Linked DNA regions of Homo sapiens: region 2 is linked to region 1. The links are chromatin loops, found by intact Hi-C in ENCODE. Cell type or tissue: Calu3. All regions are shown on one strand. Each heading gives the region's core, and the rest is flanking DNA. Links, peaks and the distances in the headings are about the cores only. Region 1 has its middle 35 kb from the start of MIR1303. Region 2 has its middle 27 kb from the start of MIR1303.

Region 1 (8,330 bases), core at 62-8,061:
AGGTTTTATAGACGAGAAAACTGAGGCTCAGAGAGATTAAGTAATGTGTCTGGGTTTGAAGCTGAGGAGCCACATGACTGGGACCTGGGACACACTAGGAGCCACCACACTGTGCTCTATATGATTCCAATTCATTAATTAATTGACCATGTTTATGTGTAGAAAGAAATCTGGAGAAATGACCCCAAACCAGGCCTGGGGATTATGTCTGAAGGCAGATTTACAGGCACTTTCACTTTCCATACTGTCTATTTTTGTTATGTTCTAATTAATTGTAACATGCCTGAATTGCCTTTGTAATCAGAGAAAGCAATACAGATTAAAAAACAAAAAGAAAAGTATTTTAAAAAGTCTCTGTCCTTTATCTCTTTTGCTCAGGGGCTGGGCACCCTCTCTTCACAGCTTCCTCTCCCAAACGGGGACACATGCCTGTCGGGAGCCCCAAGTCCCACTGATAAAGGCCTGAGCCAAGTCCCTTATCAGGCCTGAGCAGGCCCTGCAGTCCCGTCCATCTGGTCCCCCCAGGGAGGGTGGGCCCTGTCCCAGGAATCAGCAGGCTCCAGGGCCCCAGAGATAAGAGGAGCTGCAGGTGGTGGGTGGGAGGCAGTAGGACCAGCAGGGTCAGGGTCTGCAGCAGAGCGATTTATGGACCTGGCTCTGTCTGCTGTGTGGTCCTAGGCACATGTCAGCCCCTCTCTGGTCCTCAGGTTCTTCTGGGATTTCTTGGTTCCAGCCTGGTCCTCTTTTAGGAAGTAACCTGGGGATTCCCCAGGGTATGGGGAGGTAGCAAGATGAATGAGATGTCCTTGGCCCCCAGATCCAATCCCAAGTGGATGTGTGGAGACCCAAACACACCCTTATGGCCCTAAACATATTCACACACACCTGCCTGGGCATGCACAGGTCTGCAGGCCCCAAGGCCAAGCTGGGCCACCCCTGGTCAGGCCAAGGCTGTTTACATGTCCAAAGGTTGGACGCCACCTGCCAGGAAGGCCTCAGCTGGTGAGAATCTGCAGCTTTGTCCCCAGGACACAGATAACATGTTCCTGGGGGCAGGACCGGCAGCCCCAGGAGAGGTGGGGCAAGAACACCCAGGTTGCCCTCTCTGGGAAAACCCTTGCCAGCCTCACTGCTGTGGGTCCTACCTGGCGCCTCTGGGCCCTGCCTGGGGTGCTTCTGCATCCCTTGTGGGTCTAGGAGTGCCTCCAACCCCCCCATGCCAGTTAGTTTGGTTTTTCTGACCTTATCCTGGGTCTGCACTGCCCACTATGCCATGCTTTTTATGCCAATGGGTGCTTCCACGTCCCTAAGCCTCAGTTTCCTCATCTGTAAAATGGGGAAAATCATAGCTCTTACCTGATAGGGACAGTGAGGAATCAATGAGCTAAGGTGTGGCATGGTGTCAGGGGAGTAGAAGTGACCCTCCCCACCCCCTGGCAGTGGGCCAGTCCTTCCCCATCCACGCTGCCCTACAGGATGAATCATGCACAATTCTCATGTCAGTGAAAGCACAGTAGTAACTTAGGGGGCTTCTAGTCAGATTGTGATGATGGGGCTTGCACAGTAAAACCTTAAAAGTGGCAATGTGTGTGTGCCCCAGGCACAGACAGAGGGGGGTACACTCAGCTGGGATCTCTGCCGGGAAAGGACCTGAGACATTTTCTTCACTCCTCTCTCCCCCTAGAGACTGTCTTGGCCATGCAGACTCTTTTTTTTTTTTTTTTTTTTTTTTTTTCCTGAGATGGAGTAACATTTTGTTACCCAGGCTGGAGTAAAGTGGCCAGATCTCAGCTCACTGCAACCTCCACCTCCTGGGTTCAAGCGATTCTCTTGCCTCAGCCTCCCGAGTAGCTGGGATTGCAGGTGTGTGCCACCATGTCCAGCTAATTTTTGTATTTTTAGTAGAGAGGGGGTTTCAGCATGTTGCCCAGGCTGGTCTTGAACTCCTGACTTCAGGTTATCTACCCGCCTCGGCCTCCCAGAGTGCTGGGATTACAGGCATGAGCCATGGCACCCAGCCTGGCCATGCAAACTCTTTTTTTTTTTTTTTTTTTTTTTGGAGACAGAGTCTCACTCTGTTGCCCAGGCTGGAGTGCGATGGCATGATCTCGGCTCACTTGCAATCTCCACCTCCCGGGCTCAAGTGATTCTCCTGCCTCAGCCTCCTGGGTAACTGGGATTACAGGTACGTGCCACCATGCCTGGCTAATTTTCATATTTTTAGTAGAGACAGGGTTTCACCATGTTGGTCAGGCTAGTCTCAAACTCCTGACCTCGTGATCCTCCTGCCTTGGCCTCCCAAAGTGCTGGGATTATAGGCGTGAGCCACCTCACCTGGACTTTTCTTTTTGAGATGGAGTCTTGTCCTGTCACCCAGGCTGCAGTGCAATGGCACGATCTCAGCTCACTGCAACCTCTCCCTGCTGGGTTCAAGCAATTCTCCTACCTCAGCCTCCTAAGTAGCTGGAACTATAGGCACGTGCCACCATGCCCAGCTAATTTTTTGTATTTTTAGTAGAGATGGGGTTTCACCATGCTGGCCAGGCTGGTCTCGAACTCCTGACCTTGTGATCTGCCTGCCTTGGCCTCCGAGAGTTCTGGGATTACAGGTGTGAGCCACCGTGCCCGGCCCCATGCAAACTCATGACTGATCACCTGCAAGGAAGAGTGAAGCTCATTTTGTTTTAAGGTAGCTTAGTCTATTACTAAATTGTTTACTAAAACTTTTTTCATATTATTAATAAATTAGCAAAAAAAAAAAAATAATAAACATTGATAACCTCCAGGGTTGGCCAAGCCATGAGGAAACAGGCTCTGTCCGGCACCATGGGTGGGATGAAAATGGGCACAACCCACCTGTGAGTGACCAGCATCTTTACCAACCCCAGCTACACACACCCCACAACCCAGGGGTCACACGCCTGGGAGTCTACTGACAGAAACACCATCACAGTGACATCTGTTTGTGGATATTTCTGGAACATTTTTCTTTGTTTTTTGGTAAAAGCAAAAAATTAGAAGTAATTCAGATGACTAGCCACAGAGGGTTTATTACCTAGACATTTTGTGATCCACCCACACTATAGAATACTGTACAGATGCCAAAAAGAATGGATTCCTTGGAAATGTTTCTAAGATTCACTGGCAGGTGAAAGAAGAAAATTAAAGAATAAAATGGGCCAGGCGCGGTGGCTCACGCCTGTAATCCCAGCACTTCGGGAGGCCGAGGCAGGTGGATCACTTGAGGTCAGGAGTTTGAGACCAGCCTGGCCAACATGGTGAAGCCCCGTCTCTACGAAAAAATACAAAAATTAGCTGGGTGTGGTAGCTCGCCTGTAATTCCAGCTACTCGGGAGGCTGAGGCGCGAGAATCGCCGCTTGAACCTGGGAGATGGAGGTTGCAGAGATGGCGCCATTGCACTCCAGCCTGGGCAACAGAGTGAGACTCTGTCTCAAAAAAAAAAAAAAAAAAAAAAAAAAGAATAATATGTATGATCAGAATTCTAAAAACACACACAAACAAAATTACTCCCATTACTCCCCTTTTCTCTAAAAATATCTATACAGCAACTCAGGTATATTGGCATAGAAAACTTTTAGAAGTATTCATACCACACGTTTAACTTAATTCATGTCATTTTCTAGCTGTGTGGCCCTTAGGAAGTCATACCTCTCAGCCCCAGTCTCCGCCTTTGTAAACTGGTAATAGCAAATCTCACATATGGTTGTGACGAGAATATAACTAGTTCTTGTAAATCACTTGGCACATAAATACTTAGTAAAAGAACGCAGGAGGCCGGGTGTGGTGGCTCACGCCTGTAATCCCAGCACTTTGGGAGGCCGAGGCAGGCGGATCACCTGAGGTCGGAGGTTTGAGTTCAAGACCAACCTGGCCAACATGGAGGAACACTGTCTCCACTAAAACTACAAAAAAAAAAAAAAAAAAAAAAATTAGCCGGGCTTGGTGGCGCATGCCTGTAATCCCAGCTTTTCGGGAGGCTGAGGCAGGAGAATCGCTTGAACCCGGGGGGCGTTAAGTTGTGGTGAGACGAGATGGCGCCATTGCACTCCAGCCTGGGCAACAAGAGTGAAATTTCGTCTCAAAAATAAAAAGTAAAAATAAAAAATAATGCAGGAATACAATTTCATCTAAATAAGCAAATTAATTTTTAGGAATACATTTTCAGCTAAGCGCAAAGGCTGGCTCGTCTGCCTGTCTTTGCTGCCACCTAGTGGTAACAGGTAGGAAAGCGCATATTGGAAGGCTTGCTTTTTTTTCTTTATTTATGACACAATTTATTCAAGGCCTACAATGTATCCGGCACACACCACGCCTGTACCTTCTCAGTTTTCTTATCTGAAGAATGGGGGTAATAAATGAACTGACCCCATAAGTTTGTGAGGATAAAATGCAATAATGCATGTAAAGCATTTAACATTGGCTGTAACACAAAAGAATGCTCTAGAAATGGTAATTATTGGTGTTTACACATGCATAATTTAATTTAGGAAATCAGTATTATACCCATTTTTCTGTGTGAGAAATTTGAGGCTCAGAGAAATCAAAGTAACTTGCCTAAGGCTACTGAGCTAACTAGAGGAGGGTCTGAGATTAGAATCTAGGTCTGGGCAACACAGCCAGAGAAAAAGAAAAAAGAAAAAAATACAAAAAAGAAAAAAATAGCCGTGTGTGGTGGTGCACATCTGTAGTCCCAGCTACTTGGGAGGCTGAGGTGGGAGGACCGCTCGAGCCCAGGAGGTTGAGGCTGCTCTAAGCCGAGATTTTGTCACTGCACTTCAACCTAGGCGCAGAGCAAGATCTCATCTCAAAACAAACAAACAAAAAGGAATCTAGGTCTGTCCTGGGGCTGCCTCATCACCCTTAAGATACCATCTCACATGACCTCCTGAAAAGGAGTTGGTTTTTGGATTCCACAGACCAAGAGCATTTAAAAATACCCAGATGTATTGGTTATCTATTGCTGCATAATGAATTACCCTAAAACCCAGTGGGCACAGATTCACTGGCTCCTCCACTGCAGGTATCTCACAGGTGCTATTCAGGGTGTTGGCCACACAGGGTGGGGTCAGGGCACACTTGTTACATGTGAGTGCCTCCTGAAATTTTACATGCTGCGCCTTAAGGTTCCTTAAGTAGCCTTAAGGTTCAACTGGGGAACCACCTGCTTCCAGCTTACCTGGCTGTTGGCAGGACTCAGTTCCTCCAGGGCTGTTGGATTGAGGCCCTCAGTACCCCTAGCTGTTGGTCAGAGACCACCAGCTCCTTACTACATCATTGGCTGACCTTTTTTTTTTTTTTTTTTGAGACGGAGTTTTGCTCTGTTGCCCAGGCTGGAGTGCAATGGCTCGATCTCAGCTCACTGCAACCTCTGCCACCTGGGTTCAAGCGATTCTCCTGCCTCAGCCTCCCGAATAGCTGGGATTACAGGTGCCAGGCACCATGCCCGGGTAATTTTTGTATTTTCAGTAGAGATGGGGTTTCACTATGTTGGCCAGGCTGGTCTCGAACCCCTGACCTCATGATCCGCCCGCTTCGGCCTCCCAAAGTGCTGAGATTACAGGCGTGGGCCACCGCGCCCAGCCTGGCTGCTTTTTCAGTGTGGCAGTTTGTTTCATCAAAGTGTGCAAGCCAAGAAGAGCAAAAGTCAGCTGGCAAGATGGAAGTCACAGTCATTGCTAATCTAATCACAGAAGTCATTATTGCGACATTCTGTTTCTTAGAAGCAAGTCACCAGCCCCAGCCACTCTGGAGGGGAGGGGATCATACAAAGGCTTGAATATCAGGAGGAGGGGACTGCGGAAGGCCATTCTAGAGCCTTCCTGTCACACTGGAGTTGCCTGTCAACTTTTAATTTTGCTAAATAACATTTATTTACTTATCTATTTATTTTTTTTTTTTGAAACAGAGTCAAACTCCGTAACCCAGCCTTGAGTGCAGTGGTGCGATCTCATCTCGGCTCACTGCAACCTCTGTCTCCCGGGTTCAAGCAATTCTCCTGCCTCGGGTTCCCGAGTAGCTGGGGCTACAGGTGAGCACCGGCCCGCCCGCCTAATTTTTGTATTTTTTAATAGAGACGGGGTTTCACTATGTTGGCCAGTCTGGTCTCCTGGCCGCAGGTGATCCGCCCGCCTCCCAAAGTGCTAGGATTACCTGGGGCGTGAGCCACTGAGCCAGGCTGATCCACTGCACCCGGTAACCCAAGAACATTTAGAAAATCAACTCCCGGCCAGGCACAGTGGCCCAGGGCTGTAATCCCAGCACTTTGGGAGGCTGAGGCTGGGGGATTGCTTGAGCCCAGGAGTTCGAGACCAGTCTGGGCAATATAGAGAAACCTCGTCTCAATTCAAAATAAATAAATAAGAAAAAAGAAAACTCCCAGCCCTGGTTACCATCATTTCATAAAAGAAATGGACATTTTAACAACTAGATACAAACAGGAAATTTCAGAATAAAGGCTAGTCCCTTGTGGTTGAGTAAATACAGCTCTATTAGAAGCTTCCACATTGCTCTGAGATTTCTCACCGAGCAGCATTCTGGTGCCTAGACTAGCCCTGGGAACCTCCAGGGGCCTGCACACCCGCCAGGGGAAAGAGAGAGGAGGACATGGGTAGGGCCTGCCTGAGACCACACTGTGCCCAGCACTTCAAAAAAAAAAAACGGCTGGCTGAATGAATAGTAAATGTACAACCTCATGTGGAAGTGTCTCACTTATCTTCAGCTTCTAGAGGAGGAAACCGGGCCCCGTAAGGCTAAATGGCGGGTCTCAAAGTTTTAGGGATGGAAAGGGGATTAATATTTGCAGGGTGCTTTGCCAGCCACCACAGCCCCAGTGCCATTTTAGCACCCTGCAAACAAGTCCTGAGAGGGCAAGCAAGCTGCTGACGGGGACTCGAGCGGCTGTGGGAAAAGGGACCTGCGGTGGTTCAGGAAAGCAGCCTTAAGTGACCGAGCCTGGACGCGCCAGGCACAGTGTGGGAAGAGTGCCATTCAATCCTCCGCGTAACCCTGGCGGGGCCGGGCTAAGAAGCGCTTACCCAAGCGCAGGAGACAGGAGCTGAGCACAGCGTCGGGAGCTTGCGAGATCACCTGGCTGGGATGAGGTCATCTAAGGTTTAAGAGCGCGGTCGTCTGAGTCTAAAGTCCAGCTCTTTATCTCTGCCGCCGGGGATCCTGGGGCGTAGTGTAAAGGAGGCGGGTGGCTAGGGTCACGTGGCTGATCACCCCAAGAGAAGTCAACCCCAGGCGGGCGGTTACGACGCTCATGCTCCTTAGTGGTCTTCATTTCCGTAATGAGGGGCCGGAGGTGACGGTGCAGCAGGCGGGAGCCAGGGTAAACTTCACCCAGGTGGCCCCAGTGCGAAGGCAGCGAGGCCCTACAGCAAATGGCCAAGGCCGCCTCAGAGGCAAAGCTGCTCTCCCTTTCTCTTTGCTGCCCCATTCTCCCAGTTCCTCCTCAGCCCGGGCCTCCGGGAGCCTTCTGCTGGAAGAGATGTGCTTTCTTTTTTTAGTTTCTTGAGTTTTTTTAGAGACGAGGTCTCGCTCTTCTGCCGCCCAGGTTGGAGTGCAGTGGGGCGAACACGGCTCACTGCAGCCTCCAGCTCCTGGGCTCCAGCAAGCCTCCCGCCTGGGACCAAAGGAGCGCTCCACGGGGCGGGGGCCGCTGTGCGCTTTCTTACTTTGCCCTTTTCATCGCATATTCGGTTGTTCACCCGCGACTTCCTTTCCCGAGGAGCGACGGCGGCGGGGGCTTCTCTCTGCAACCACCACCGGCCCAGAGGAGAGCCCTTGACCAAGGACATCACGAGTACGAAATGACCAAATTTGTTCAGTATTGACTGTATCTAGGAGTATCCTACTCTCAAATAACCCACATGCAAAATCCTGAGGCGGAAGCTACCTTCATCCCTGTTTACAAAACAAACAAACAAAAAACAAAAAAACCCAGGAACCAAAAGATTGAGCAAGGTGTCCAAACCACACAGTTGGTATTTGGTGTCACGTTGGAAGGAGGAAAGGCCACAATTAAAAATTGTTATTCCCGCCGGGTGTGGTGGCTTACACCTGTAATCCCAGCACTTTGGCAGGCTCAGGCAGGTAGATCATCTAAGATCGGGAGTTTGAGACCAGCCTGACCAACATGGTGAAACCCCGTTTCTACTAAAAATACAAAAATTAGCTGGGTGTGGTGGCGCATGCCTGTAATCCCAGCTACTTGGGAGGCTGAGGCAGGAGAATCGCTACAACCCAGGAGGCGGAGGTTCTGGTGAACCGAGATCGTGCCATTGCACTCCAGCCTGGGAAACAAGAG
Region 2 (8,330 bases), core at 143-8,142, 63 kb before region 1:
AGCCAGCACTAGGACCAGGGCCCAGCTATGTAAGTAAGGAGTAGAGTGCAATGCAGAGGTTGAATAACCACAGGCTTGTGGGGCCAGGCTGGCATCACAAATGAGAAAGTAGGCTGGGTAGAATAGTAGGGAATGGTAGGGACTGTAGCAAACTAGATGTCACAAGCCCTGTTTAAAAGCAGCAGCTCAAGTTGGTTGTTGGCATATGAGAATGTGGACATATAGTGCCAGATCTTTCTTCTGGTTTTTAAAGACATGTTAGACTCTAGATTTTTATATTAAATAGTCTGTCTCTCTCTCTCTCCTTTTTTTTCTTTTTCTTTTTTTTTTTTTGGAGACAGGGTCTCATTCTCTTACCCAGGCTGGAGTACAGCAGCTTGATCTTGGCTATCTGCAACCTCTACCTCCCTGGCTCAAGGAAATCCTCCTGCCTCAGCTCCTGAGTAGCTGGGACAACAGATGCACTCAATGACGCCCGGCTAATTTTTGAATTTTTTGTAGAGATCGGAGTTTGCCATGTCGCCCAGGTCAGTCTCAAACTCCTGGATTCAAGCAAGTTGCCTGCCTTAGCCCCGCAAAGTGCTGGGATTACAGGTGTGAGCTGCTGTGCCTGGCCAAATGATCTCATTTTAAAATGTTGCCATCAGCTGGGTGCAGTGGCTCACACCTGTAATCCCAACACTTTGGGAGGCCAAGGCAGGTGGATCACTTGAGGTCAAAAGTTGGAGACCAGCCTGGGCAACATGGTGAAACCCCATCTCTACTAAAAATACAAAAATTAGCCAGGTGTGGTGGTGCATGCTTGTAATCCCAGTTACTTGGGAGGCTGAGGCAGGAGGATCGCTTGAACCCTGGATGTGGAGGTTGCAGTGAGCCGAGATGGCTCCACTGCACTCCAGCCTGGGTGACAGAGTGATACTCTCTGTCTCAAAACAAAATAAAATGTTGGCATCTAACTTTTTAAACAGTAAAAGGCTGGGCATGGTGGCTTATGCCTGTAATCCTAGCACTTTGGGAGGCTGAGGCGGGCAGATCACCTGAGGTCAGGAATTCGAGACCAGCCTGGCCAACACGGCAAAACCCCATCTCTACTAAAAATACAAAAAAATAGCTGGGCGTGGTGGCGGGCGCCTGTAATCCCAGCTGCTACAGATGTTAAGGCACAAGAATCGCTTGAGCCCGGGAGGCAGAGGGTGCAGGGGGCTGAGATTGCACCATTCCACTTCAACCTGGGCAACAGAGCAAGACTCCATCTCAAAAAGAAACAAAAAATAGTAAAACACCACTGTGTAGGCCAAACAAAACACAACCGAGAACTGCAGTCTAGCCTGATTTGTAACTTCTGGTGGAAGGGGTAAGGGCCCCAGGCTCCAGATTTAGACATATAAAGACCTGATTCGGAGTTCTGCCACTGCTTGTCTGAGTAATTTTATTTAAGATTTGTAGCCTCCCTGAGCTTCAATACTCTCTCCTGTAAAATGGGAATAGTAAAATGGGCTACTGTGAGGATAAATAAGGTAATGACTTCAAAACATCTAGTAAAATTGTTAGCTCATCGTAGGTACGCAATAACTATAGCTACTCCACTAAAGTTCCTAATTGGAGGAATTCCCAATCCCTTCTGCTCCCTAGTCCATTCACTTCAAATCTATTTTTTCCCCAAGGTTTGGTCATTCGGTGTCCCTGGAACTCTAACTCAGATACCCAAGGCACTCAAAAAATATTCGCACACACCCCGCATTCACTCTTGGGAGGATTTTGAGATGCCAAGGCTGGTTACCAAGGAAAACGTTTAGGAGTCTTCCCTGGTGTTCAGCAGCAACGTTTCAGTGTTGGTTAAAAGACAGGCTTGGTCGGGCACGGTGGCTCATGCCTGTAATCCCAGCACTTTGAGAAGCCGAGGCGGGCAGATCACCTGAGGTCGGGAGTTCAAGAGCAGCCTGACCTACTAAAAATACAAAATGAGCTGAGCGTGGTGGCACATGCCTGTAATCCCAGCTACTCAGGAGGCTGAGGCAGGAGAATCGCTTGAACCCGGGAGGCGGAGGTTGCGGTGAGCCGAGATCAAGCCATTGCACTCCAGCCTGGGCAATAAGTGAAACTGACTCAAAAAAAAAAAAAAAAAAAAAGAGAGGCTTGCCCCAGAGCAGGGGACTGGCTAACATGACCCTTCAGGGGCCTTAAAATCTTCAACTTTAATTTCTTCTTTTTTTTGAGACAGAGTCTCGCTCTGTCGCCCAGGCTGGAGTGCAGTGTCGTGATCTCGGCTCACTGCAACCTCTGCCTCCCGGGTTCAAGCGATTCTCCTGCCTCAGCCTCCTGAGTAGCTGGGATTACAGGTGCCCACCACTCCGCCCAGCTAATTTTTTTGTATTTTTAGTAGAGACGGAGTTTCACCATGTTGGCCAAGCTGGTCTCAAACTCCTGACCTCATGATTTGCCTGCCTCAGCCTCCCAAAGTGCTAGGATTATAGGCGTGAGCCACCGCACCCGGCTTCATTTTTAATTTCATTAGCTCCTGTGCACATGCACACATGCGTATACGCACACAACGCTCACACACATTGTTACTCAAATACCTGCCTGAGTTCCCTATTCCTAGAAACTGTTTTGGCTTTCACTTTCACTCCACTCCTTCTACCATAGGCTCTACCCCGAGAGAGGGTGCTGCCACAACCCTTGAAACCAACATTCTCTGAGATTTATTTACTCAGCAGGGAGCTGCAGGAAAGGAGAGAACAGGGTGGCTGAAGCTCAAGTGACTGCACAGAAGGGGCTTTGAAAAGAAAAGTGACTTACACCCAGGGTCATCAGTAGGTCTTACAGTATATATTTGAGCCCAAGATCCTCTACTCCAACATGCCTGTTCTAACCATTGTATTATCCTGCTGCTTCCAATGGGGCCACATTCCAGGACTGGGTTCCCATCCCACGAGTCGTTAGAAAATACCATGACTCAGTGAGCTATTTCCCCTTTCTTTTTGTTTATATGATTGTACATTTCAAAAAGTCCCAGTAAATGGTATTTTTTTAAAGTAAAAGGATTTAAACAAGCAGCCACGATTCCATCATAATCAGTAATTCTTTTATCACATTAATTATTATCACACAGTGATTGGAGAAAATAATTACTACAGAGGCCGCATTTTACAAAACATTCATTACCTTACCTCATCAATCCCAAAATGTATTTTTAAATCTGAATTTATCTTAAAATCTGTGGAATCTAAGCTTCCATGGAACAGACTTTGTTTGGTCATAAGAACAATCCTGGTAGGCAAGCATTGCCCAGATTACAATCCCCATTTTGCAGCTGGGAAAACTGAGTTCAAAGAGGTAAACAATTTGCCTGAGGTCACAGAGCTAGTCAGTGCAGAACCAGAACTGCAGGCCTAGCTCCTGATTTTCAGCACAAGCGGTATCTACCATATATTCCTGGCCTCCAGGCCCTGTGTTCATACCTACCTGTTCCCATCACTCTCCTGGCCACACCCTAACAGAGGGCTGAGGGAGACCTCAGCTCCCCCAACCAGGCTTCCCTAGCCTCAGCCAGCTAGAGGTGGGGTAAACTCACTGTGGGGACTCCTGGGAGCAGTCTCTCCACATAGGAAATTTTTAAGTCCAAAGCTTTCACTTTCAAGAATGAACCCTGTGTGTGAGGCAGCACTGCAGAGACCAAAGCTCAGCTTGGGCGTGAAGGCAGGATTTTGCTGGTGTCCTTATAAACCCCATGCAAACTAGATCTAGGAGTTCCCCACCTGGGGACCCCATTCCCTGGAAATTACTCACAAATGCTCTATTTCTCATATTTCAAAAGGTCAAATGAAAATCAAATATCGACTCTAGATAAGATCTCACAGACAGAATAAAATACTACACTGCTTTTGGCTAAACCTGCATCAATTTAGTGGTTTGTGTCTGCTAACCAAAAAACACTGATTGGCTATTACAGGGCCACAATTCACATAGAAGAGGAAAACCAATTAACAAATTATTATGTAACAGGTGCAGCTGACAGACTTAAATCTTTCAGAACAAGGGGTGTGACAAGGGAAAACAATAGAAGAGGAAAGCTGAGAGTGGAATTTGAGCTCCTCATTTTCCCAGATGGGGAATGTGAGGTTCAGAGAGCTGGAGTGACTCGCTCAGGGTCACACAGCAGGGCTGGAACCAGCACCCAAGGTTTCTGCCCCTAGGGAGAAGGATCTTCCTACCACACCCTGCTGTCCTGAGGTTCAAGAAACGCAGAGTGCTAGGACTCACCAGGGTTGCTGAAGGGGGCCAGGACAGGGAATGGCAATGGCTTCTCCCTGTCACCTGTGGGCTCCTTCCTCGGGGCAGCTGCCAAGGCCACGCTGTTTTTCCTCCCTGGGAGTCTGCCAGGGCAGCTAGGTATGGGAGCCTCTTGGAAATCCAGCTCTGGGTGAGGGAAAGGAGGCCTCTTTGACAAAAGCACCCTCCAAAGCATGGAGTGACCAGGGCCTGGGGTCACTATGTGGCCCTGGAGGGTTTAGGTACATCCAGATCGCACAGCTGCCTCCTGGCTCTGGCCCGGGAGCTCTCCAGGTTGCCAGGCTAGTTTTCCTTCCAGACGCTGGGTGCCTTTAAGAGAGCGACGGCAGCTCATTGGCCGAGCAAGGCTACCCCACCTCTTTACCTTAGCGGGGAGCACAGCTAGGCTAGAGGCAGAGAGACTCAGGTGAGTAAACAAATGGTGGCAACCCGCTGAGTCTCCCCTCCTCCACAGCCCTGGTCCTGGGCTTCCTTCCTCACCTCCACTCTCCACCCTGGAAAACAAGCTGGGGCTAAAGGAAGAGCAAAACACTCTGCAAAGTGCTTAGTGCGGTTCAGACTACATGATCTCACAGTGACCCTGGGGCAGAGTTATTAGTACATCTTCTCTTTTCAGTGGAACAACTGAGTCCTTGGAGGGGTGAAGTGGCTTGTCCAGTTCACACAGCCCTTGCAAGGAAGGTCGACAGAGAGGGATGGTGTGAGGATCCAAACCCGAGTCTCCTGCTTTTGACTTCCCATACGGTTCTGTTGGACCACACCACTTTCCTGTTTGCAAAGCCTTTGGCAAGTCACTCACTGCCTCAGTTTCCACATCTGTAGCATGGTATAGTCATGCTAGTGATCCTCTACTCACTATAATGAGTATATAATCTTGGGTTTAAAGCTGAAAGAGACTTTGGAGATTATATAGCTCATCCAGTCATTTATCAGGCATTCATTATTCAAAAGGCATTATTATTCAGCAGCTATTATGTGTCAGGCTCTGTTTTAGTTCCTAGGGACATATCAATGAACAAGAAAGTCAAGAACCTTACTTTTATTGAGTTTACATTCTGGAGAGAGGGGATCTAGATATAAACAAGCCAATTAGATAAGTAATAGTTCCACAAAAATGAAATAGGTTGATATGATAAAGTAATGGAGGATGGATATTTTCAATGATGTGGTCAGGAGGCCCTCCCTAGGGAGGTGATATTAAAGCTGAGACATGAATGATGACAAGGAACGAGACATTGGAAGAGCTGGAGCAAGAGTGTTCAATGCACAGAGAACCAACCCCAAGTATAAGGTCCCCGAAGCAGGTACGTTTGGAGAACAGAAAGAAAGCTGCTGTCACTACAATATAGTCCAATCCCTGTACCCCCTCTTAATAGATAAGGAATTTTATCTATTCCTTATTTATTCCTGGAAGGTAATTCAAGAATTCAGAAAGATGATTCAACTTGCCCAAGATTCCCTCTTGTAAATTCCTCCTTCCTTTCTTTATCCTCATGTAGAAGACAAGGAAACTGAAGCTTTGGGGTGACCAGCATACTTGGGTTACCAACCCAACAATCATTCTGGTAGCCTACACTGCTATAATCTCATGCTTCTTCCACTCTGTAGACATATGTAAACTCCCAGACAGCAGGAACTATGATTTTAAGAGTGTACCACACTACCGGGTGCGGTGGCTCACGCCTGTAATCCCAACACTTTGGGAGGCTGAGGTGGGCGGATCACGAGGTCAGGAGTTCAAGAACAGCCTGACCAACATAGTGAAACCCCGTCTCTACTAAAAATACAAAAATAAGCCAGGTGTGGTGGCGCATGCCTGTAATCCCAGCTACTCAGGAGGCTGAGGCAGGAGAATCGCTTGAACCCGGGAGCTGGAGGTTGCAGTGAGCCAAGATCACACCACTGCACTCCAACCCAGGCGACAGAGTGAGACTCCATCTTAAAAAAAAAAAAAAAAAAGTACCACACTGAAGAACAAAATCCTGACACTGACGGAATATGTAGTAGTCTTCAAAATTCCAGCAGTAATGCAAACGGCCACACTGTCACATGGGGTCAGCACAGACCCTTCCTGTGGGGTTCCTTTCCACTTTCATTTTCAGAATTTTTTACTCTGATTTTTAAAAAGGGCTGCCTGTTTTCAGTCTCACATTGTTAGTAGTAGCTTTGGTATTATTCTGAGACTGTTGGATATACAGTATGTAATAAAGCAAGTGAGTTTGTTGGTATTGCTGAGAACCAGGACTTTTGGTGTGGGAGAAAAATACAAGTGAAAGACGAAAGGGGTTAAGTAAAAAATGCATAATCCTGTGTTTGTATTAGAGGTTTCAGTATGATTTTTTTTTTTTTTTTTTTTTTGAGATGGAGTCTCACTCTGTCGCCCAGGCTGGAGTGCTGTGCCGCGATCTTGGCTCACTGCAACTTCCACCTCCTGAGTTCAAGCGATTCTCCTGCCTCAGCCTCCTGAGTAGCTGGGATTATAGGTGCACGCCACCATGCCCGGCTAATTTTTTGAATTTTTAGTAGAGACAGGGTTTCACCATGTCGGTCAGGCTGGTCTCGAACTCCTGACCTCATGATCTGCCCACATTGGCCTCCCAAAGTGCTGGGATTACAGGTGTGAGCCACCGTGTCTGGCCTAAATTTTTTTTTTAACAGATAGGGTCTCACTATATTGACCAAGCTGGTTTTCAACTCCTGGGCTTAATCAATCCTCCCACCTCGGCCTTCCAAAGTACTGGGATTACAGGCATAAGCCACTGTGCCTGGCCTCTCAGTATGAATTTTTTATTTAGCCGATCTGAAAACAAATAAACTAAGTGAATTCCCTAGCTCTGTTTACTGTTTTCAGGTCTAGAAACAATGACCAATCCTTTAGTGCAGAGGTCCCCAACTCGCAGGCCATGGACTGGTACCAGTCTGTGGCCTGTTAGAAACTGGGCCCCACAGCAGGAGGTGAGCGGCGGGCAGCCACCAAAGCCTTGTCTGTATTTACAGCGGCTCCCCATCACTTGCATTACCCCCTGAGCTCCACCTCCTGTCAGATCAACGGCAGCATTAGATTCTCATAGAAGCCTGAACCCTATTGTGAACTGCATATGGCAGGGATCTAGGTTGTGCACTCCTTATGAGAACCTAATGCCTGATGATCTGGGGTAGAATTGAGGTGACGATGCTAGCACTGGGGAGCGGCTGCAAATACAGATTAACATTAGCAGAGAGGTTTGATTGCACAGAGACCATAATAAATCAGTTGCTTGCAGACTCATATCAAAACCCTATCAGTGAGTAGCAAGTGACAATTAAGCTGCATCTGGTGGCAGGCTTTAGGTCAGCATCTGACACTTATTTTAGTCCATACGTGGCCCGCTCATTATTTTATTTACTGCTTCCATCTGCGCCTCTTTCCCACACTGCACACTCGCCTTGGTCACAGTTTTGGTGAGCCCACAAGCTAACTCTAGCCAAAATGAGTAAAAAAAAAAAAAAAAAAAAAAAAAAATCTCACTGGAGAGCTTCTTTGAAAAGCCGGAAAGAACCAATGATGACAGAGCAGAAGACTCAGACTGCCACAAAAAGAAAGCTGCACTTAAAAGAAAATACCAAGAGTCCTACTTAAATTATGGGTTCATTGCAACACGTGATTCACATTCTCCAAGCCTGCTTTGTATAATATGTGGCGACTGGCTATCCAATGAAGCCATGAAACCTTCAAAACTGCTTCACCACATGGAGGCCAAGCACCCTGCATCAAAAGACAAGCTTTTGGAGTTTTCAAAAGAAAAGAATGTGAACATGAAGAGCAGAAGCAATTATTGAAGGCCACCACTTCATCAAATGTGTCTGCACTGAGAGCATCATTCTTAGTGGCTAACTGCATTGCTAAAGCTAAGAAGCCTTTACTATTGGTGAAGAGTTGATTCTGCCTGCTGCTAAGGACATTTGTCATGAACTTTTGGGAGAGGCTGCAGTTCAAAAGGTGACACGTGTTCCTCTTTTGGCTAGCACCACAACTGGACAAATTGATGAACTGGCAG

The links. Peaks named below come from ENCODE experiments on the same cell type or tissue, not always from the same donor. Only the 100,000 strongest peaks of a DNase experiment are listed, where the experiment ranks them.
Region 2: it touches region 1 in a loop (4-fold over the local background); 5 of 110 quality-filtered maps call a loop at or near these places.

Annotation. Positions count from the first base shown.
Region 1 is chr5:154,646,272-154,654,601 of GRCh38, reverse strand. No RefSeq gene overlaps it. Among named protein-coding and RNA genes, the nearest start is that of MIR1303, 35 kb to the left of the region's middle. RefSeq lists a cis regulatory region at 181-977, a silencer at 839-1,133 and enhancers at 839-1,133, 6,964-7,073, 6,735-7,397. In Calu3, for the core only: a CTCF peak has its summit at 4,229 (motif pointing left); DNase peaks (open chromatin) are centred at 1,431, 4,231 and 7,071.
Region 2 is chr5:154,709,064-154,717,393 of GRCh38, reverse strand. It overlaps a transcript of LARP1 not described here. Among named protein-coding and RNA genes, the nearest start is that of MIR1303, 27 kb to the right of the region's middle. RefSeq lists a cis regulatory region at 1,723 and enhancers at 1,639-1,808, 4,460-5,006. In Calu3, for the core only: no CTCF peak of the experiment used is centred there; DNase peaks (open chromatin) are centred at 2,673, 3,563 and 4,643.